Linked DNA regions of Homo sapiens: region 1 is linked to region 2. A link is an interaction called in ENCODE POLR2A ChIA-PET data of the cell type or tissue named here. Cell type or tissue: CD4-positive, alpha-beta T cell. All regions are shown on one strand. Links, peaks and the distances in the headings refer to the core of each region. The heading gives the core; the rest is flanking DNA. Region 1 holds the start of LOC283028 (a long non-coding RNA gene). Region 2 overlaps LINC01518 (long intergenic non-protein coding RNA 1518).

What was found. ChIA-PET counts read pairs that join two places held together with the same protein. Peaks named below come from ENCODE experiments on the same cell type or tissue, not always from the same donor. Only the 100,000 strongest peaks of a DNase experiment are listed, where the experiment ranks them.
Region 1: POLR2A ChIA-PET joins it to region 2 with 5 read pairs; 2 of 35 experiments call an interaction of 5 or more read pairs at or near these places.

The regions. Positions count from the first base shown.
Region 1 is chr10:42,752,675-42,763,498 of GRCh38, forward strand. It overlaps LOC283028 (a long non-coding RNA gene), which reads right to left and starts at 2,529. Exons shown (of 1, transcript NR_136644.1): 1 at 1-2,529. LOC105378269 (a long non-coding RNA gene) reads left to right here and starts at 2,468. Exons shown (of 2, transcript NR_134498.1): 1 at 2,468-2,751. RefSeq lists a silencer at 3,087-3,381. In CD4-positive, alpha-beta T cell, for the core only: no CTCF peak of the experiment used is centred there; no DNase peak of the experiment used is centred there; H3K27me3 peaks cover 1,792 bases.
Region 2 is chr10:42,673,167-42,683,990 of GRCh38, forward strand. LINC01518 (long intergenic non-protein coding RNA 1518) reads right to left here. Exons shown (of 5, transcript NR_120659.1): 4 at 10,192-10,294; 5 at 1-1,191. Among named protein-coding and RNA genes, the nearest start is that of LINC01518, 13 kb to the right of the region's middle. In CD4-positive, alpha-beta T cell, for the core only: no CTCF peak of the experiment used is centred there; no DNase peak of the experiment used is centred there; H3K27me3 peaks cover 329 bases.

The DNA.
Region 1 (10,824 bases), core at 2,444-6,443, 78 kb after region 2:
TAGAGTTAAAAAGGCCGCCTTCAAAATAGTTTTAAAATCTATACATTTACCCAGACATACACATTTTTCGAGACAGGGTCTTGCTCTGTCTCCCAGGCTGGAGCGCAGTGGTGCGGTCGCAAGCCATCTTCCTGCTTCAGCCTCCCGAGGAGCTGGGACCACAGGCCCGCGCCACCACGCCGGGCTAATTTCATTTCGTTTCGTTTGTTTTATTTTCGTTTGTTTGTTTTGTAGGGATGGAGTCTGACTGTGTTGCCCAGGCTAGTCTTGAACCTCTGGGCTCAAGGGATCCTCCCTCCTCGGCCTCGCCAGGTGCTGGGGATTCAGGCTTGAGCCTCCACTCCCGGCCCTATTAATTATTCTTAATTAAAACATTTCAAGGACGCAGTGTTTGGGGCCAGCGCGGCGTTTGCAGTGGCTGCTCCAGCCTCGAGGCCGCAGGTCACCGCGCGGGCCCCGTGCCTACTGGCCCGGCAGTCCTGCGGGTCAGCTCAGGGGAGTGCTCTGGAGAGCCCTGAGCCCACCTCCTGCGCCCCGCCCAACCTCGGGTCCCCAGGCCCAGCCTCTGACACGCCGCTCCCAGCGCGGCCACGCCACAGCTCCGGGCTGCGCTCCCCCAGGCAAAGGCGCCGCCGGCGCGTCCAGCGCGGCCTCCTCCTCCAGGCGGCGCTTGTGAGTCAATGGAAAAGTCCTTGGCGAACTGAGCAGCCGCCTAGTATATCTCTGAAGCCTCCTGCGGAGACTTCACGGCTTGTCCCAGGAGCTTCTACAACAGCCTGGCATTGAGAGTAGAGTTGTAATATTTTCCGCCAGTTTTTCCCAGCCCGGCCCCGAAGCGTCTGATCTTAAAGTCCACGTATCAGACTCCGGGGGGCGTCCCTGCAAGAGCGCCAGGTCCCCGACACCCACCAGGGAATGAATCTGCGCCCAGGTCCCCGACACCCGCCAGGGAATGAATCTCCGTCCCAGGAGAAGGGCGTGGCGAGGGGAGAAGCAACAACCACAGGACCCGTGACAGTGGCCAAGCCTTAGAGGCCCCGCATGCCTGCCAGGCGCCCGAGCCCACGCAGTCCAGGTTTCCCCATCCGGGCGGGAACCAGCTGTTTCCCCTGCACGGGCGAGGGCGCTGGGGTCACCTCCGCCGACGCCAGGCGTGAGCTCCAGAACCCGCTCCCAACCGCCCGGTCCCGTGAGCGCGGGGAGCCTGGCTCTCGCCTGACAATAAAGAAATCATCACGGACAGAAGGAAAGAGGAGCGAGGCTGGGAAGGGAGCGGCTTTAATCCGGGGTCCGCCCCCTTCAATTCTCCAGCGCAGCGGCCCCGAAAGTGGGGTGGGGACGGGGATTGAGGCTGAGCTCGCTTCTTCCTTGTTTTCCGGGTCTCGCGCCTCTGAAGCGAACTGGGCCTGGAGGGGTGCTGGGGATCGAGGGAGCGGCGTTGGTGGGTGACCGAGGGAAAGGTGGGGCCAGCCCCTGGGCACCGGTCGGAGGAGGATTACGAGGCGGAGCCGCTGCCTGCCCGCGCCTCACCCGCTTGGTCCACCCAATAGCTCCGCTGTAGACTCGCGGCGGCAGGAGCGGCGGGCCAGATGGTGATTACAACCCGGGGCGCTATCCCTTTGGAACCTGACCCCCAACTCCGCTCAGTAACCGGATTTCCGGAAGCCGCGACCTCGAAGCCCCCAGCGTTTCTCCACCGACGGCGGGGCCGGGGCTCCTGGAAGCCTCGGAGCCGCAGCTCCAGCCTGCAGCGCACGCCTTGGCCCCCAGGGAGCAGAGAGGCAGAGTACCCCCCTGCATCCGGAGCATAGCAAGCATGCCCCAGGCTGAGGACCTGCGACTTGGTGGGACTTCGGTGCCCGCCCCTCCGCCACTACAGGGAGCAGAGGCGGCTCTGGAAGTCGGTTTAGTGCGGAGACCGCGACCGGAGGAGCGCAGAACGCTCCTCCCAGCGTCCTGGGCTCCGCAGGCACAATTTTTAAACCAGAGGCGAAATCCGAGTCCCGCCGCCCTCCGGGGAGGGAGCGTGGCCGCCTAGCCGAGCCCCTTCTCTGGCTCCGCCCGCTTTTGCGCCGCGAGGCCGCCTGGTGAGTTCCAGGGCCCTGTGGTCCCCCAGCCGCCGGCGCTCTCGGGTGTCTTTTGGCCGCGGCAGGAACGGAGCTGGGCGCTCAGACGGCGCCGGGGTCGTTTCTGTGCCCCCGCCCGGTGGCCGGAGCCGCAGCCTTGCCCCTTCCCCACTGGGGCAGCGCCTGCCTTTCTCGCGGCCGGACCGCGCCGGAGTCCCAGGCCCCAGGCAGCCCGGGCCGCAGCTGTCATGGAGAAGCCCGGCGCGTACTTGGGGTGCCCGGCAGGAGCCCCGGCCGCCTCGCGCCCTTCTTCTCACCCACGACTGTGGCCGGCGGCGGCCTCTGCTTCCCGGACAAAGCTGGAGATGCTGCTGCGGAGTCGGCCCTGGGACCTGCTTCTTCTCTTGGCTCCGGGGCCCGCAGCCGTCGGGGCCCGGAAGGGCTCCCCGGGGCGTTCCCTCAGGAGCGGTGGCCAGGGCTGATGGGGCGTGTACGACGCGGGACCCCGAGCCCGGCAGCAGCCAAGTATGGCAAGGACCAGCGCGAGCATCTCCCCACTGCGGCCGGGGACGGCGTGGGGTGGGAGCCGACCCGGGACATCCAGGTGGGATCGGCCACCGCTCAGGCGCTGTCCCAGGCGAACGCCGCCAGGGGCAGGCTCAGCACCGCCCAGGCCGCCGGCTCGGTGAGCGCAGAGAGGGGCCCCCGGTTTATGCCAAACGCGTGTCTTCTCCAACCTCCTCCTTAAGCCCCTGTCTCATAGGCTGGTTCCTGTCTCTCTCCAGTAGTTCCTGGGTGCCTGGGAGCAGAGACGGCCCATTCTCCCCAAGCTCAGCTGCAGGCTTCAGTGACCTGGGCAAAGTGCGGTTAACCCTGACCACCTTTTGGGGAGGAAGGCCGGTTGCTCCCCTAGCCTCCACTGTGGCACTAGGAGGCAAGGGTAGCCAAGCTGATCGCCGGTTTCATCTGTACCCACCCCCACCCCCACAGGTGTTGAGATGGGCAGTGACAGGTGGGTTGGCAGCCGGACTGGAGTGGCATGGCTAACTGCCCTGGGCACCATATTCCCTGCCTGTCACCACTCCTGGCTGCCCAAGTAGCAAAGCAAAGTTACAATGACAAGATCCAGAGAGGGGAGGCTCCAGCTGGAGATGGCGCTGCTGTCACAGGCCACCTGAGCAACAATGTGACAGCTTCTCATGGGGGCGGGATCTGTCCCCAGTCCCTACCCCGCCCTGGCTTGATCCTTGTCGGTGTCTATTTCTTTGCCTTGCTCTTATCTCAGCCTGGCTTCCCTTCCAGGATGTCAGCTCTGAGTGTCTCTTGGTCCACGCTTGTCTCCATCTCTCCTTTCTCTTCCCCACTCCCTAAACTCAGGACCCAGTCACTCCTGCTCCTTACACACATACACACCCACACTAACATACATGCACTCTCACATTCACTCTCGTTCCCCCCCCACACACACACTCCCACCCTACCTTAGACAGGAAACAAGTTTCCCTCCCAGAACCCTTATAAAGACCTGTGGGGAATGACCGGGATCTGGGCCCCCCGTAGGTCTGTGAGTGAGCCTGTGTGTGTGCAAAGGTGTGAGCCTGTGAGCATCCATGTGGCTGTGGAATTTAGAAAGCATGTGTGTACACACGTGAGTGTGACAGTGAATTGTTGAGAGTTGAAACTGTACATTTGGGGTCAGTGTGGTCTTGGTCATGTGGGCACACAGGTGAGCTCCGGCTAGGGTGGAGGGATGTGAGTGACTCGGAGTGTGGAAGCTGAGCCCAGGGCAGATGGACAAATACATCCTTTGAGCTCCTATGGAGGCTGCCACCCCATACCTTGCTCACCTACTCCCTCTTTGTCATCCTGGGTTCCGTCAAATCAGGATGGGGTGCAGGAAGGGGGAGTGAAGCTGCTGACCTCTGGGAAGGGGCCTGCACGCTCCTTGGGCCTGTCAGCCACTGATCTGTTCCATGTTCCTATAAATACTTAAAAATCCTAGCTGCTGAGGAGGAAGACATCCTCCACCAGCCAGCTGGGGGTCCTGGCCTGGAAGCTGGTGGGGAGGGAGCTAGGGAGCAAGACACATGGGGGAGGGGAGGGGGGATCGCATCAGCGAGGCTGGCATCAGGGACTCCTGAGTTCCGCTCCTAGTTTTGCCAAAGGTTAGCCTGGGTGCCCCAGTATGTCTTCATCAGGAACTGCAGAGCCAGAAATACCATCTATGCCTCTGTCCCAGGAAGCAGCCCTACCTCTGCCTGAAGAGAGAGACTCCCCCGTCAACAGCCAGCTTTCTGCCTTCTAGTCACGTCTCTCAAGTAGGGGTAAAGAGAGGGGTATTCTTGCTTTTTTTGTAGTGGGGAGCGTCTCACTGTATTGCCCAGGCTGTTCTCTAACTCCTAGCCTCAAGTGATCCTCCTGCCTGTAGCTCCCAAAGCACAACAATTACAGGTGTGAGCTGCCACACCCAGCAGCTTCTTACTCTTTAAACGCCAGACAAAATTCTTCTGGAGTTCCTGGAGGGGATTGTCTCTTTGAACTGAAAATCTTTCCCAGGACACCTTTATCAATCCATCAGGCTCTTTCTGGATTGGAGACAGAAGAAACTGCAGTTCAATGACCCCCTTTGCAAGAGCCCCCTCTGCAGCCGTTGAGGGGAGCGAAAGCATTTTCATCTGGCCTCACCCCCATCTGCAGCCAGCTCTTTCACTTCTGGAGCTGGGCTTGTTGTGATAACCTGGAAGAGGGGGAATTAGTTGGGATGACTCACTTGCTGGAGCCCATCAACACTAGACCAGGCTTGTGGCCAGATGCCTGGTTAACCAGCCCAGGAGAGCTTCCTTTCTCAGGAAGAGAATGATTATTGATCCTCTATACCCATTGCCCAGGACAGTGTCAGGCACACTATAGGCCCTTGGGCATTTGTGTGGCATCATCAGCATTACGCCTGTATCACCAAGTCAAGCTTTCCCAATAGCAGTTGGTGGCAAACTCCAACTCCTAGTGTCAGAAGGCATCACAAAGCCCAGATGTCCTGGGCCTCCCAGCTCAGGCAAGCCTAGCGTGGACACAGAAACCCTTGACACTGAGCCAATATCTCTTCCCCCTGTATGGCTTGAATTTCAGATATATTGATGTTGAGCCCTTCTGGCCGGCAGTGGGACTCCCCTTGGCCTTACATAGGTAATGCCTATATCCTGGCCTGGGCTTTTCCAAGAAGCCAGACTCTGGGAAGGACCTGGAGTGGAGGAAAAAACAGGCAGAGGGAACCCCATGAGGGGTTCTGGCTGTGGAAACTTGCCCCTAATGGGGCATCAAAGCCAGGCACGCAGGGGCTCCTGCTCTGCCAGAGGTTTGAAGTCAGGACTACAGCTTCCCATCTTACTCTTGGGATACAAATCAGCTGTTTTCAGATGAGAGAGTCTGAGGTTCCAATTTTATAAGATGAGAAGGGCTGAGGTGATGCCCATTGTGCCACTTGGCTGAGTCCAGAGCTGTGATGAAGAGGGAAAAGTCACAGGGCAGGACAAAGAAGGGGACTCAGGGACCCGGGAGTTTTCCTTGGCAGAAGTCAACTTGCCCCACCCCTGAGAAAACTCTGACCTTCTCAGCTGCCAGGGAGGAAAGCAGGGACTGGGGAGAAGGGGACAGGGAGAGGGAACAGTCTGGTGCTCTGCGCCCTGGGAGAGAAGTCTGATGACAGCAGTGACTCAGGAAGGGTTAAGAATATTCCTAAAATAGCCAAGCCACAGCTTAAGCCAGTCCATGAATGCCTCTTCCAGAGAGCAGATCTGTAGCAGGAAAAGTCAGCCTGATCTTTGCCCCACTGCCTGCTGCCTGGCCCTGGCTGCTAATTAAGCCTCCCACCCTGTCCCCTTCACCAACTCCTGTCCTAATGGCGATGGGGTAGGAGTAGTCAGAGGAGCCAAATCTCCCAGATCAACAGAGAACTCCAGCTGGGACCAGGAGCACTGGGCCCAATGCCTCCCCTCCCCCATCCACACTCCTGAGTCAGGTAGAGGACATAGGGGGACAGACAGGCAAAGTGCAGGCCTTCTGCATGGGATGGAGGCTGCCAGGAGAGAGCAACCAAATTCTCCCACCCACACATATGCATCGCCAGCCATGATCAGGTGGGACCTCCAAGATCATCATCAACTACTACCTTCTCCTAGCTCTTTGTTCCCTTTTACTTAGGGCATCTTGGAGTGAGATGCACAGGGAAGGGTCGAGGGAGCCCCTTCATGAACAAACCATATCTTTGTTTCAGGGGCAGGACTGGGTACATAATTTGCAGGACCCGGTGTGAACTGAAAATGGAGTCATTTGTTCAAAAAATGTTAAGAATTTGAAGGCAGTGACAACATAGCATTAAACCAAGTTCAGGTCCCCTCTGAATGTGGGGCTTTTGCCATTGCACAGGTGGCACCTCTATGAAGCCAGCCTTGTTTAGGGGTTTCGTTTAATGAACATTTACTAAGTGCCCACTGCTCAGCTCTTCTGGCTCTGTAATATGGTCTGGCTCTGTGTCTGCACCCAAATGTCATTTTGAATTGTAATCCCCTCGTTTTGGGGGAGAGACCTCATGGGAGGTGATTACTTCATGGGAGTGGTTCCCACGTGCTCGTCTCGTGAAAGTGAATGAGTTCTCACGAGATCTGATGGTTTTATAAGTGACCTTTCCCCTCTTCGTTTTGCACTTCTCTCTCCTGCTGCCACATGAAGAAGGACATGTTTGCTTCCCCTTCCACCGTGATTGTAAATTTCCTGAGGCCTCCCCAGCCATGTGGAACTGTGACTCAATTAAACTTCTTTCCTTTATAAATCACCCAGTCTTGGGTGTTTCTTCACGGCAGTGTGAAAGTGAACTAATACACTCTGTGACCTCAGAGACTCCCTCTCAGTGACCCTGTTCTCAAATGAATGAAGATGGGTGCTCAAAGATCTCTCTCTAAACATGGAACGGGGGCTATCTGAAGACACAGGTGATTAATTTCTAATCATAACTAAGGTCTGAGTCTTGAAGACCTTCCTCTGGAGCCTCATTAAATTTAGTTAATCTAGATGGGTCCAGGTGCTGCAGGTAATTACCCTTGTCTTGTCTCTTGCAAAATCATGGAGGTTTGGAGAGTTCTTTTAGACCCCCTCTCACATGGAGGTTTGTTTTCTTCTTTTTTCTTTCCTGCAAGGACAAAGTGAATTCTGTGATGGTTTGTGTAGCGTTTTTTAGTTTATTGCCAAAAATTGAGGCTCAAGTTAGTAGACTACATTTTTAAATGAAACTTTCTAGACAAAGAAATGCAGCTGAAACTGTTCCTTTGATACCAGTTTCCAAATCTGCACAGAGTTGATAGCAATTTTTTCTCTTTATCTTTCCCTGAATTGTATATATTCATATAAATGCTCTTAAATTATTAGTGCAACAGGGTGGATTGTCATTACAGAGAACGTCCTTAGTATAGAACATAAATCTTCCCACTGCCAACTGGGCTCTGGTCACAAAGCACCCAGAGCTGGCCTTTAACTTCCACTTCTTGATTCTTTTCCTTACCTTTTCTATTTCTAGAATGGCTTTGTCATTTCACTTGTCTGTCTGGTAATATCCTCCTCCTGTAAGAATCAACGAGTTCTTGATACATATTGGTCTAAATTTGCCTCCTGTTTGAACCTTTTTCCAGTTTTCCAGGCAAGGTTGATTTATCTGTCTTCTGTGTCTCCATAACAATCTTTCCAAGCATAATACAGTAAAAAGAGAGCTGATTCATCATGTCCTCTCCGTTTCCCTCTGGAGACTTGGGAGCTGATGTGAGGGTACAGGTATGTCCCTGTATAAGCTCTTTGGTCGCCTTTGTCAGTTTAGCACAGTTCTCGGTATATAATTGTTCTCAGGTGCCATTAAACTGGACCTGAATAACTGAAGGATCGAAAGTGTTCAGGAATCACCCAGGATGCTTCAATAATTCATCCTAATTAGGGATATGGGGAAACTGCATGAGAAAGAAGTTTTTTTTTTTTGAACTTTGAGGATAAATTAAAATTCAGTAGGCAGAATGATAATATATGTTGATAATTTTTATTTTAAAATGTTCATTTTTACCATTTTGATATAATAGTTTATTTTTTAAGAAAAAGGCAGAAACCCCTGCTTATTAGAAGGCAGATTTTATTGATTTTTTACCCCTAGACTTGTTGCATATCAAACCTATATAAAAATATCTATAAATCAAATCATTAATTGTGCCTCGTATAATAATTCTATATATGGATGTAATGTTTGATTCTTCAGGAGCTTTAATAACTTGAAGGCGCTTTGATTGCTTTAAAATTATTTCTCATTGTATTTGTTTATATTGTATCGTTAAGCAAAAGTACAGAGTAAGCAATTAGTGTGATTAATTCCTCTTCTATAATACAGTAAAGCACTGCCTCCCTAGACCAATTCTCTGGGATCCCTGGAAGACATCTGGCATCCAGCAAGTCTTTACCCCTCTTTAGAAAGCCGTGGAGAAACTGGGGGCAATTCTGTTACTTATTTGCCCTCTAGAGGCAATTCCATTAATTACCCTCCCTCACCTATCCATGGCACTATTTCTTCAGTTACATGTAGAATGCTGTTATGTGTCTCCTGGCCAGACCCTTTATTTCACAGATGTGGAAATTGAGGCCATGAAGGATGAGGTAATTGTTCAGAGTCCACATGACTAGTTACTGCCCAGAGCCTGGCCTGGACTTCTCTCTTGTTCTGAGGCCTTGAGTTCTCTCCCTCTTCTTTAGTGCATATGACCAGAGGTAACATAATCTGCGTACCAGATGGTTATTTTCCATCTTTTTTTGTTTGCATTATAATAGCCATTTTAATGGGTATGAAGCTGTACCTCACTGTGGTCTTGCTTTCCATTTCCCGTATGACTTGTGATATTGTCTGCACATATTTTAATGTTTATACACTAACAGAGCTGATTACTAGGGGTGTGTGCGTAAGGGGAACTGTGTGGCTGCTGAGTGGCTTCCCTGTGGGATGATCAGCCAGAACCCGCTATTGTATTAGGGGAATCCCCAGATGTCACCGTCTATGGGTCTTTTTCAGTTTTTATGGGTACATAGTAGGCATATATATTTATGGGGTACATGAGATATTTTGATACAAACATACAATGCATAATAATGACATCAGGGTAAATGGGATATCCATCATCTCAAACATTTATCATTTCTTTGTATTATAAACAATTCAGTTATACGCAGTTATTTTAAAATGTACAAAAAAACTATTGTAGTTACCCTGTTGTGCTATCAAATAATAGATCTTATTCATTGTAACTGTATTTTGTACCTATTAACTATCCCCACTTCCCCCCACCGACTGCACTTCCCAGCCTCAAGTAACAACCATTCTACTGTATCTTCATGAGTTTAATTGTTTTAATGTTTAGCTCCCCAAAATGAGTGTGAATGTGCAAAGCTTTTCTTTCTGTGGCTGGCTTATTTCACTTAAAATAATGTCGTCCGGCACCAGTCCATGTTGTCACTAATGACAAAATCTCATTCTTTGTTATGGCTGAATAGTACTCCATTGTATATATGCACATTTTCTTTATCCATTCATCTGTTGGTGGACACTTAGGTTGCTTCCACATCTTGGATATTGTGAATAGTAATGCAATAAACATAGGAGTGCAGCTATCTCTTCGATATATTTATTTTCTTTTTTGTGTATATATCTAGCAATGAGATGGTTGGATCATATGGTAGCTCTATTTTTAGTTTTTTGAGGAACCTCCAAATTGTTCTCCATAGTGGTTGCACTAATTTACATTCCCACCAACAGTATGCAAGGGTTCACATTTTTCCATATCCTCACCAGCATTTGTTATTGCCTGTCTTTTGAATAAAACCCATTTTAACTGGGGTGAGATGATATATCCTCATAGCTCTGATTTGCATTTCTCTGATAATCAGTGATGTTGGTCACCTTTTCCTAAGTCTATTAGCTTTTTGTATTTCTTCTCTGAGAAATGTCTATTAAGACCTTTTGCCCATTTTAAAATCAGATTATTAGATTTTTCTCTATACAGTTGTTTTAGCTTTTTATATATTGTGGTTATTAATCCCTTGTCAAATGGACAGTTTGCAAATATGTTTCCCCATTTTGTGGATTTTCTCTTTGTTGATTGTCTCTTTTGCTGTGCAGAAGCTTTTTAACTTAATGAGATCCCATTTGTCCTCTTTTGCTTTGGTTGCCTGTGCTTGTGGAGTATTGCTTAAGAAATCTTTCCCCAGTCTAATGTCCTGGAGAATTTCCCCAGTGTTTTCTTGTAGTAGTTCAACCTACCAAGATTGAACCATGAAGAAATTCAAAACCTGAACCAACCAATAACAAATAATGAGATCAAAGCCTTAATAAAAAGTATTAACAAAGAAAATCCTGGAAGCAATAGCTTCACTGCTGTATTTTACCAAATATTTACAGAAGAACTAATACCAATCCTATTCAAACTATTCCAAAAAATAGAGGAGGGAGAAATATTTCAATGCCTGATACTTAAATCAAAGACACATTAAAAAAGAAAACTACAGGCCAATATCCCTAAGGAAAATTGATGCAAAAATCCTCAAGAAAATTTACAGGCAAAACAAAGTCCACAACATATTGAAAATTATTCATAATGACCAAGTGGAATTTATGCCAAGAATGGAAGGATGGTTCAACATAACACAAATCAATGTGATCATCATATCAACAAATGAAGGACAAAAT
Region 2 (10,824 bases), core at 3,847-7,846:
ATCTTGAAATGCAGAGGGAACCAGACTGGCAAATGTTTGGTAGCACAGAAGTATACAGCGCCTTTGGTAAATGATGTGTAGTACAGTGGCTAGAATGTAGGTGTAGGATGGAAGTCCAATGTAGTGCCCGAGTGTAGAGGGCTTTGAATTTTATATGAAGGAGTCTGACTATTACAGCAGGTACTTGAATAATGTCATTTCGTTCAGTATCATTTCATTGTAATGTTGATAAGAAAAAACAATCAACTCCCAGCTGGCCACTTCCTGTGTGTCCTTTACACATTCTCCCCAGGTCCACATGGGTTTTCACTGGGTACTCCCAGTTTCCTCCCACATCTCAAAGATGTGCCCATTATGTGAACTATCATTTCTAAATAGTCCCCATTTGAGCTCTGTGTGTGTGTGTGTGTGTGTGTGTGTGTGTGTGTGTATGTACACTCTGCCATATGATGGCACCCTATTCCAGATCCAGGGCTGGTTCTGCCTAGCGCCCTGAGTTGCTAGGAGAGACTCCGGCCACCCATGACCCCTAGCTAGAATAGGTGGGTAAATAATAATCTTACTTGTTTTTATCACTGATAAAGGGAGTTTTTTCCTGCTTTGTATTAGTCGCAAAGCAAGAAAACCCAATCAGAAACAAGGCCAAGTGGGTTTTTTCCCTGCCTGGGATGGAGAAGAAAAGAGTTCTTGCTCTAAAGACACCCTTTCCCTGAAAAATGGAAGGCATGGAGTTTTTAAGAACTAGGTACGGGGAGGGAGAACAACGTTAGCATGAGCAGGGTGGAACTCTAGGTGCACAGGTTCAGTGCATATAAACATACATCTTTATACAACTCATGTCACAAAATGGCAAGATTTTCTTTGGCAGAGGGAATTTTAGTATCATAGTGATATGTTAATGATCTAGGCCAGAAGCGGTGGCTGACGCCTATAATCCCAGCACTTTAGGAGGCTGAGGCATGTGGATCACCTGAGGTGAGGAGCTCAAGACCAGCATGGCCAACATGGTGAAACCCAGTCTGTACTGAAAGAAAAATACACAACAAAATTAGCCAGATAAGTTGGCATACACCTGTTAATTCCAGCTACTCAGAAGGCTGAGGCAGAAGAATCGATTGAACCTGGGAGCCAGATGTTGCAATGAGCCAAGATGGTGCCACTGCACTCCAGCCTGGACGACCGAGTGAGAGTCTGTCAAAAAGAAAAAAAAAAAAAGTTATCTAAAAGCAACTAGGGCTCACCTGTTCGAGTTTGTGCTGGTTGGGGATCTTATCTCCTGGTATGTGGTCAGGGGTGGAGAAGCCCTGGTGCTGGTGGGCCAACTGGTTTCTTTATGCAGCTATGCCTACAAATAAAGAAACTAAAGAAACACAGTAATAAATAGATCTTTCCCAGTTATTTCATCAGGGTGGCCCTGGTAACATTTTTATTAATTTTTCTTTATCTTTTTTGGGGGGGGGGGGCGGTGGGGAGATGGAGTCTTGCTCTGTCACCCAGGCTGGAATGCAGTGGCACGACTTCAGTTCACTGCAACCTCCACCTCCCAGATTCAGGTGATTCTCCCGCCTCAGCCTCCCAAGTAGCTGGGATTACAGGCACGTAGCACCATGCCCGGGTGATTTTTTGCATTTTTAGTAGAGACAAGGTTTCGCCATGTTGGCCAGGCTGGTATCACACTCCTGACCTCAAGTGATCCTCCCACCTTGGCCTCCCAAAGTGCTGGGATTACAGGCGTGAGCCAACACGCCTGGCCTAATGTATGTAGAGCTCACATTTTTCTTAAATGTATGTAGAGCTCACATTTATTTCAGTATTTAATACTGGAAGTGTTTTAGGCCTTTCTAAGTTTGGTGATGTTCTTGTGACCAGAAATATGCCATAGAAACTTAACTATTTCTATCAATTAGACTATGGTAAGGTTGGCTTAATTGTAGGTCACAGTTTTCAAGAATGTATTAAATCCTCACACTAAGTGAGAACTTAACTGTATTCAGCAGGCAATGGAGAGTCAGGAAAGTTTAAGCAAAAATGTGTAATTATTCTACCAGAAAATATTTGATAAGACATAATTTTATGAAACATCAGGTTTATAACAAAGTTATTAAATTATGTACATATTAGGGTTGTGAAGATAAAGGCCACATAGGCCCATTTCAAGTCAACACATAAACATAGAAGGATGATTAACAAAATAAGCGTGTAGCTTATGCTAAATGTTGATTGGAATAGACAATAAATTATGGAGAACTTCACAGGATACTAAGCTTGGATGGGATCTTAGAAGTTTTACAGGTCAATGCCACTCCATCTACTGGCTGATTTGCACTAGTTTAATAAATGAACAACAAAGATAACATGTATCAGTAAAAGTTAAAATCATTTTATTGAATATCTGTCATGTCTGTGCCATTGTAGTGTACTAGGTGCCTTATACCACTTATGAGTCCTCTACTTACAAAACGCTTTTCACAAAATATGAGTCTCCAAAGTCAATGGCATGAATAGTTGTGGTCCAGACATATGATGTTTGTTTTTAAAATCTTTACACAGCCTTGTATCCTTTTTCCTTTTCTTCCTTTTACCCTTTTTAAAATGTGCTGAGTTTTATCTAAGGCTAACCTCTGTAATGTTGCTATATGCCAGTATTCAGTTACTGTGTTTGATGAATCATAAAATGGTGTGAAGCTTTAATTAGTGTTCTTTTTAAATAAAATGCTATTTATGAATGCATCCATCAAAATGCTTTTGATTTGGGTATTCACAAAATATTAGTTTTCTGTGGATCTAACAATAATGCAAAAATCCAAAATGAATATAAAATATTAGCTAATATATATTTCAAAGTATTCTACAAGTATAAAAACTATTGTATGACATTACTTTCATATATGTAAAAAATAATTTTTAGTCAACATAAACATACTCCTTATATCTAAACTTGTATTAATTCATTTAAGAGTTAATATAGTATTGTAAAGTCATCAAATATTTAAAAACAAAATGTATTTTGACTTAGAATATACATAAAATTAACTATTTTCAGCTGAGTCCAGTGGCTCATGCCTGTAATTCCAGCACTTTGGGAGGCCGAGGCAGGTCGACTGCATGAGGTCAGGAGTTTGAGACCAGTCTGGCCAACATGGTGAAACCCCATCTCTACTAAAAATACAAAAGTTAGCCAGGCTTGGTGGAGCGTGCCTGTTATCCCAACTACTCCGGAGGCTAAGGCAGGAGAATCACTTGAACCCCAGAGGCAGAGGTTGCAGTGAGCCGAGATCGTGCCACTGCACTCCAGCGTGGGTGACAGTGAGATTCCATATAAAAGTAGTAATAATAATAATAATAACAATTTTCTGTGAGTCCCAAGATAAAATAGCATTACAGAACACTGAATAATCCTGAGTTTGGTTTTCTTGGTTGCATTCTGCTTTATATTTAGTTTTGTTCACCTTGACCAGTGGGCTTGTGGTTCTTAGGTGCAACAGGGTTTTCATTTTTAGGTTCAAGATTTTAAAGCTTTAATGTGGTAATTTCTCTAATTTTTTTGACAGTTATTTCTCAGGTTACAAGTTAAAATAAAATTTCCATTTCACTGAAGTCTTTGGTTTATTAATGATTTCATGACTTAATATACAATGAGTAATAAGGGGTGCTACAAATTTTCAGAAATCAACACTAAATAACTTACTCATGGAAGCAAACACTACCTGTTTCCCAAACACCTATTAAAATACAAAAATTTATCAATAGTTTTTAAAAATAACTAAAAATGAGAATGAAAAAACATATATCCAGGTTAAAAAAAACTGTATTTCAATTAAATGACAAGTAATTTTTGGGGGGTCTCAGCGCTACTACAAAATTATTTGCTGTTTATTATAACTAATAAGACAGCTACAAAATAATTTTTTAAAATGAAGAAATAGTAAGTACAAAAAAGATATTAACAAATATTGGTATATTGGTGAAGGCTGGACTCAGTGGCTGTTTTCCAAAGTGGTTATACCAGTCGGGTGTGGTGGCACACACCTGTAATCCCAGCACTTCTGGAGGCAGAAGCGGGCAATCACTTGAGCTCAGAAGTTTGACCTAGGCTACATGGCAAAACCCTATCTCTACCAAAAAATGTAAAAATCAGCCACACATGATGACAAGTACCTGTAAGTCCCAGCTACTTGGGAGGCTGAGGTGAGAGGATCACTTGTGCCTGGGAAGTCATGGCTACACTGGCCATGTTCATGCCACTGTACTCCACCCCGGGCAACAGAGCAAGATTTTGTCTCAAAAAAAAAAAAAAAAAAAACAGTTGGTGACAATGTGGAAGAACTGGAACCCACACACATTACTGGTGGGAACATAAAATGGTGTCATCAGTTTGGGTGTTTCTTTTCTGGTCAATTGATTTTTTTAAAAATCAAGATATTGTCTCCCTATGTTGCCCAGGCTGGTCCTGAAGTCCTGGGCTAAAGCAGTCCTCCAAACTCAGCCTCCCAAATAGCTGAGATTAAAGGCATGAGCCACCATGCCTGACTGGTGTAACCACTTTGAAAAACAACGTGGCAGTTTCTCCAAGGCTAAATGTATAGTTATCACATAATGCAACAATTTCATTTCTGGGTGTAAATCCAAGAGAAGCAGAAATATATGTTCACACAAAAACTTGCATGTGAGTGTTCATAGCACCATTACTCATGACGGTTTATATGCAGAAACAGCACAAATGTCCATCAACTGATGAATGGCTAAACATAAACTATTATTCAGCAACAAAAGGTAAGAAATACTGATGCACACTATAACATGAAAGAAATTTGAAAACATTGTGCTAAGAGAAAAAAAAGCAAACTACAAAAGATCACATACTGTACAATTCTATTTCTATTAAAGGTCCAGATTAGGCAAAACTACAATAAAAGAAAATAAATCAGTGGTTGCCTATGAAGACACAGGAACGTGGGGGAAGTAGGAGGTAGCAGCTAAGAGGTGAGGGTTTCTCACTCTTAAGTGGGTAACTCATAAATGGGTAATCGCTTCTAAAAGTGACTGTGGTGATGGATGCACAGCTTCATGAATATTCTAAAAACTACTGAATTTCTCTCTTTCTTTCCTTTCTCTCTCTCTCCGTCTCTCTTTACTTCTTTCCTCTCTCACTCTCTCTCTTTCTCGACATGGTCTCCTTCTGTCACCCACACTAGTGCAGTACCGCCATCTGGTCTCACTGCAACCTATATGCCTTCTGGGCTTAAGTGATCTTCCAGCATCATGTCCTCAAGTAGCTAAGACTACAGGCATGAGCCACCATATCCAGCTAATTTTTGTATTTTTTCTAGAGATGCTGTTTTGCCATGTTGCCCAGGCTAGTCTCGAACTCCTGAACTCAAGCAATCCACCTACCTCAGCCTCCCAAAGTCTTAGCGTTATAGGAATTAGCCAATACACCCAGCCTGAATTGCACACTTTGATAAATGAATTGTGTGAGATGTTAATCATATTTCAATTAAATTATTATTATAAAAAGGGCCAGATGCAGTGGCTCACACCTGTAATCCCGGCACTTTGGGCGGCCAAGGTGGGCCAACTGCCTGAGGTCAGGAGTTCAAGACCAGTCTGGCCAACATGGTGAAACCACATCTCTACTAAAAATAGAGCAAAAATTAGCCAGGTATGGTGGCATGCGCCTGTAATCCCAGCTACTCGGGAGGCTGAGGCAGGGGAATTGCTTGAAACAGGGAGGTGGAGGTTGCAGTGAGCCGAGATGGCACCACTGTACTCCAGCCTGGACAACTGAGCTAGACTCCATCTCAAAAAAAAAAAAAAAAGAAAATGGGGGTTGAGCACAGGTGGCTCAGGCCTGTGCATAATTCCAGCACTTTGGGAAGCTGAGACAGAGAGATCACTTGAGGCCAGGAGTTTGACACCATCCTGGGCAACATAGCAAGATCCCATCTCAACAATAAAAAATAAAGAAGTTAGCTAGGCACGGGGGCAAACGTCTGTAGTCCCAGCTACTTGGGAGGCTGAGGTTGGAGGATTGTTTCAGCCCAGGGGTTTCAGGCTGCATTGAGACATAATCAAGCCACTGCACTGCAGCCTGGTGACAGAGCAAGAGCTTGTCTCTAGGAAGAAAAACAAAAGTAATGCAAGTTTTCGTCACCTTCTGAGAGTAATCGACTTTCAGGAGGACTAGAAAAACAAAAAAAAGGACCACTGAATGGTTGAGGGTGTGTTCCTGGTTAGGCTCAGTTGCTGGCTGAGTAGTATCTGAAAAATTAATTAGTAAAATTACAGCTCTAGGGATCAGTCATGCAGTCACCATAGCCAGGACTACAAGTGAGCATCACAACTCCCAGCTACTTTTTTTTTTTTTTTTTTTTTTGTGGAGACAGAAGCCTTGCTATGTGCCCAAGCTGGCCTCAAAACTCCCACCCTCAAGAGATCTTCCCACCTCGACAACCAGAGTAACTGATTCTACAGACACATGCCACCGTGTCTGGATAATTATATTTTATTATTATTTATTTGTGTAGAGAGGAGATCTTGCTATGTTGCCAAGGGTGGTCTCAAACTCCTGGACTTAAAACAATCCCCCCATCTCTGCCTCCCAAAGTGCTGGCACTACAGGCATAAGCCACTGCACCAGCCTGACTTAAGGTTTCCTTAATCTAGCAACCCATACTTCATATAATTGGGAAAGGCAGTACTGTTTTTTTTTTTTTAATTACTTAGTATTTCAACAAGAATCAACCATCTCTCAGGGCCAGGCACGGTGGCTCACGCCTGTAATCCCAGCACTTTGGGAGGCCAAGGTGGGTGGATCAAAAGGTCAGGAGTTCGAGAACAGCCTGGTCAATATGGTGAAACCCCGTCTCTACAAAAAAATGCAAAAATTAGCCAGGCGTGGTAGCAGGTGCCTGTAGTCCCAGCTACTCAGGAGGCCGAGGCGGAAGACTCTCTTGAACCTGGGAGGTGTAGGTTGCAGTGAGCTGAGATCTCCCCACTGCACTCCAGCCTGGGCAACAGAGCGAGACTCCGTCTCAAAAAAGAAAAGAAAAAAGAAAAAAAAAGAATCAGCCATCTCTCACCATTGCCATGACCCTGGTCAAAAACACTTATCTCCCATCTGGATGTTGCCACAGCTTGGCCTCCCTGCTTCTACCCAAATCTTCCCACAATCTTTCTCAACTCAGCAGCCAAGGGATGCTTTTAAATCAGGAGACAGATCATGTTGCCTCTCTGCTCAGAACCCTCCCACAGTTCCGATCTCAGTCAGAGTAAAAGCCAAAGCCCCAGCAAGAGCCTCCCAGAGATTACACAATCTTTACTGATCAGACACACCATGGAGTTCCCTCCTAGCATCTTTATCCTGTTGTTTCTGCCTACAATGCTCTCACCTCAGCACCTTGGCCAGTTGCTTCCCCCACTTCAAGTCTTTGATAAATTTTCACTTAGGGCAACCCTGGCCACTCTATTTAATATTGCCATCTGTCCCCATTCCTGCCATGCTCTTTTTTTTCCACAAAATCTCGCTGTGCCACTCAGGCTGGGGTGCCATGGCACAATCACGACTGAGACCTCGAACTCACTGGTGAAGCAATCGTCCTGCCTCAGCCTCTCTAGTAGCTAAAGACTACAGGTGCATGCCACCACACCTGCTAATTTTTTAAAAAATATATGGAGCATCACTATGCTCCCCAGGCTTGTCTTGAACTCCTGGGCCAAAGCGATCCTCCTGCCTCGGCCTCCTAAATACCTGGAATTATAGGTGTGGGCCACCAGCCCTGGGTTCATGTTCATTTCTTCTTGCTGCTGTTACAAACTGCCCTACATTGAGTGCCTTAATACACGACAAATCTACTACCTAACAGTTCTGGGAGCCAGAGTCCAAAATAGGTCAATTAAGGCTAAAGTCAACGTGTCAGCAGGACTGCATTCCTTCTGGAGGCTCCAGAGAGGATGGGTTCCCTTGCCTTTCTCAGCTTCTAAAAGCCACCCCCATTTCTTGGCTCATGGCCCCTAACTGCATCTTCAAAGCCAGAAGCGAAGCATATTCAAATCTCCCTCTCTGACCTCTGCTTCCATCATCACATCTCCTCCAATTCTGAGTCTCTTGCCTCCCTCTTTCTCTTATAAAAACCCTTGTGACTGCTGGACACAGTGGTCGTGGCTCACACCTGTAATCCCAACAGTTTAGGAGGTCAAAGCGGGGAAACACCTGAGGCCAGGAGCTCGACACCAACCTGGAAAACATAGTGAGATCCCCAACTAAACAACAAAAACCAAAAGAAATAAGAAAAGAAAAAATTGGCTGGGCATGGTGGTATGCATCTGTAGTTTCAGCTACTTGAGAGGCTGAGGTGAAAGGGTTGCTTTAGCCCAGGAGTTCAAGACCAGCCTCGGCAACGTAACAAGATCCCATCTCTAAAAAAAAATACAAAAATTAGCTGAGCATGGATGGTGTGCACCTGTAGTCCCACATACTTAGAAGGCTGACGCAGGAGAATTGTTTGAGCCCAGGTGGTTGAGGCTGCATCACTGCACTCCAGTATGGGTGAAAGAAAGAGACTCTGTGTCCAAAAGAAAAAGAAAAGAAATACACATCTGGTTTCTGCCCCTGGTCCTGGCACAAAGCTTCTAAAGTTCTCATAAAGTTCTCAGTGATAAAGTTGATAGGAGCATCTTTTGTTTCAATATTTGGTCTTAGTCCCAGGTTTCTAACACAAGACCCTCTAAGACCTTTGGGATCTCCACCATAGTAAGAATGCATTTGATGATGCTACTGAGATGACTGGGTGACTGAAAGCTCCCAGACAGCTTCAGGAGGAGGGCTGGTTGCCAGAACAAACCATGTGATTAGAGGCTTGAAACTTGCAGCCTCACCCACTGAGCTCCAGGAAGAAATAGTGGCTGAAGATTGACTTAATCACCAATGGTCAATGATTTTATCAATCATGCCTGTGTAATGAAGCCTTCAGAAACACCCTAAACAACAGGGTTTGGAGAGTGTCTGGGTTCCTGAACACAAGGGGGATACTGGGAGGGTAACATGCCCAATAGACGGCATGGAAGCTCTGTGCCCCTCTCCACATACCTTGCCCTGTGCATCTTTTTTCTTTCTTTTTTTTTTTTTTTTGAGACAGGGTCTGGCTCTGTCTCCCAGGCTACAGTGGCACAATCGTGGATCACTGCAACCTATGCCTCCCTAGCTCAAGCCATCCTTTCACCTCAACCTCCTGAGTAACTAGAATTGTAGGCACATGTCACTGCACCAGGCTAATTTTTATAAAATTTTTTTTGTAAAGATGAGGTTTCACCATGTTGCCCAGCCTGGTCTTAAACTCTTGAGCTTAAGCGATGCTCCCGCCACAGTCTCCCAAAGTGCTGAGATTACAGGCATGAGCCCAGCATGTACACCTCTTTCACTGGCTGTTTCTGAGATATATCCTTTACAATGAACCAGTAATAGAAAGTAAATTGGTGAGACCCAGTGGCTCACGCCCATAATCCCAGCACTTTGGAGGTTGAGATGGGAGGATAATGTGAGCCCAGAAATTTGAGACCAGCCTGGGCAACATAACAAGACCCCATCTCTACAAAAAATAAAAGAATATAGCCAGATATGGTGGTGTAGGCCTGTAGTCTCATTGGGAGGCTGAGGCAGGAGGATCACTTGAGCCCAGGAGTTCGAGGCTACAGTAGCTTTGATCACATTGCTGAATTCCAGCCTGGCAACAGAGTGAGACTATGTATCTCAGAAAAAAAAAAAAGAAAATAACCTGTTTTTCTGAGTTCTGCAAACTGTTTTAGCAAATGATTCAACCAAAGAAGGAGGTCATGAGACCCCAGTTTCTAACTGGTTGGTCAAAAGTACATGTAACAACCTAGGGTTTGCAACTGGCATGTGAAGTGAGGATAGTCTTGTGGGACTGAGCCCCTATCCTGAGGGGTCTGCACTAACTCCAGTTAGTGTGAGAATGGAACTGTGAGATACCCAGTTGGTATCCAGATTGTCCGAAAACTGGTGTAGAATCTCTGCATTTGGTTGGATGTATTTGACCACAGCTACTATTCAGGAAAAAGAACTACTCATTATAAAGAAAAAACCATAAAATTATATGTTCTACAAAAAACAAATCAACCTTAACTACAGCCCAGTCCTACTCAAATATAGACTGTTAGAACAAAAGGTCTCACCATGGACTCGAGAGCTGACATGAGGAATGTCACAAACATCCCGCTCTCTGAGAACTCCTCATCTTCAACGAGCGGGGGGACACTGCAACTTTGGCCATGATCCCTGCGCAAGAAAAGTAGTAAGAAAGTGAGTGGTAGAAATCCAGTGTCTTAAACCCATATCCAGAGCTGTGAGAGTTTTTTTTACCAGCTGGCTAATTTACACTTGTCTTGCATCAGAGGAAAATTAAGGCTCAGAAACTAGATATTCGATTTGTCCAAAACTCTCATCAGATACAGAATCCATCCGCTAACTTTCTATCTGGCATTATTTCCATAAAATTAGAACAGTATCACTCCCAAAATAAATCCATATGGCACCCAGCATCAATGCATTTCTCCCAAGTAAAATAGGAGGCAAGGCGCTTTACAACCCAGCGACGGGCTACCACAACACAGGAAAGAGGTGCCAACCTCCCTTTCTCCCCTGCACAACCCAACACAAAAAAGAGTGGGTGCAGTGGAATGAGGCTGGGTGAAGAGAAGTTCCTCTTCTTAGTGAGAAAATAGATCACAGGGCATCAAGTAACATGTAAAAGTCTCTATAATAAGGCATTTTTTTGAAAACGTTTTCTAATATTTTGGTATCAAGAA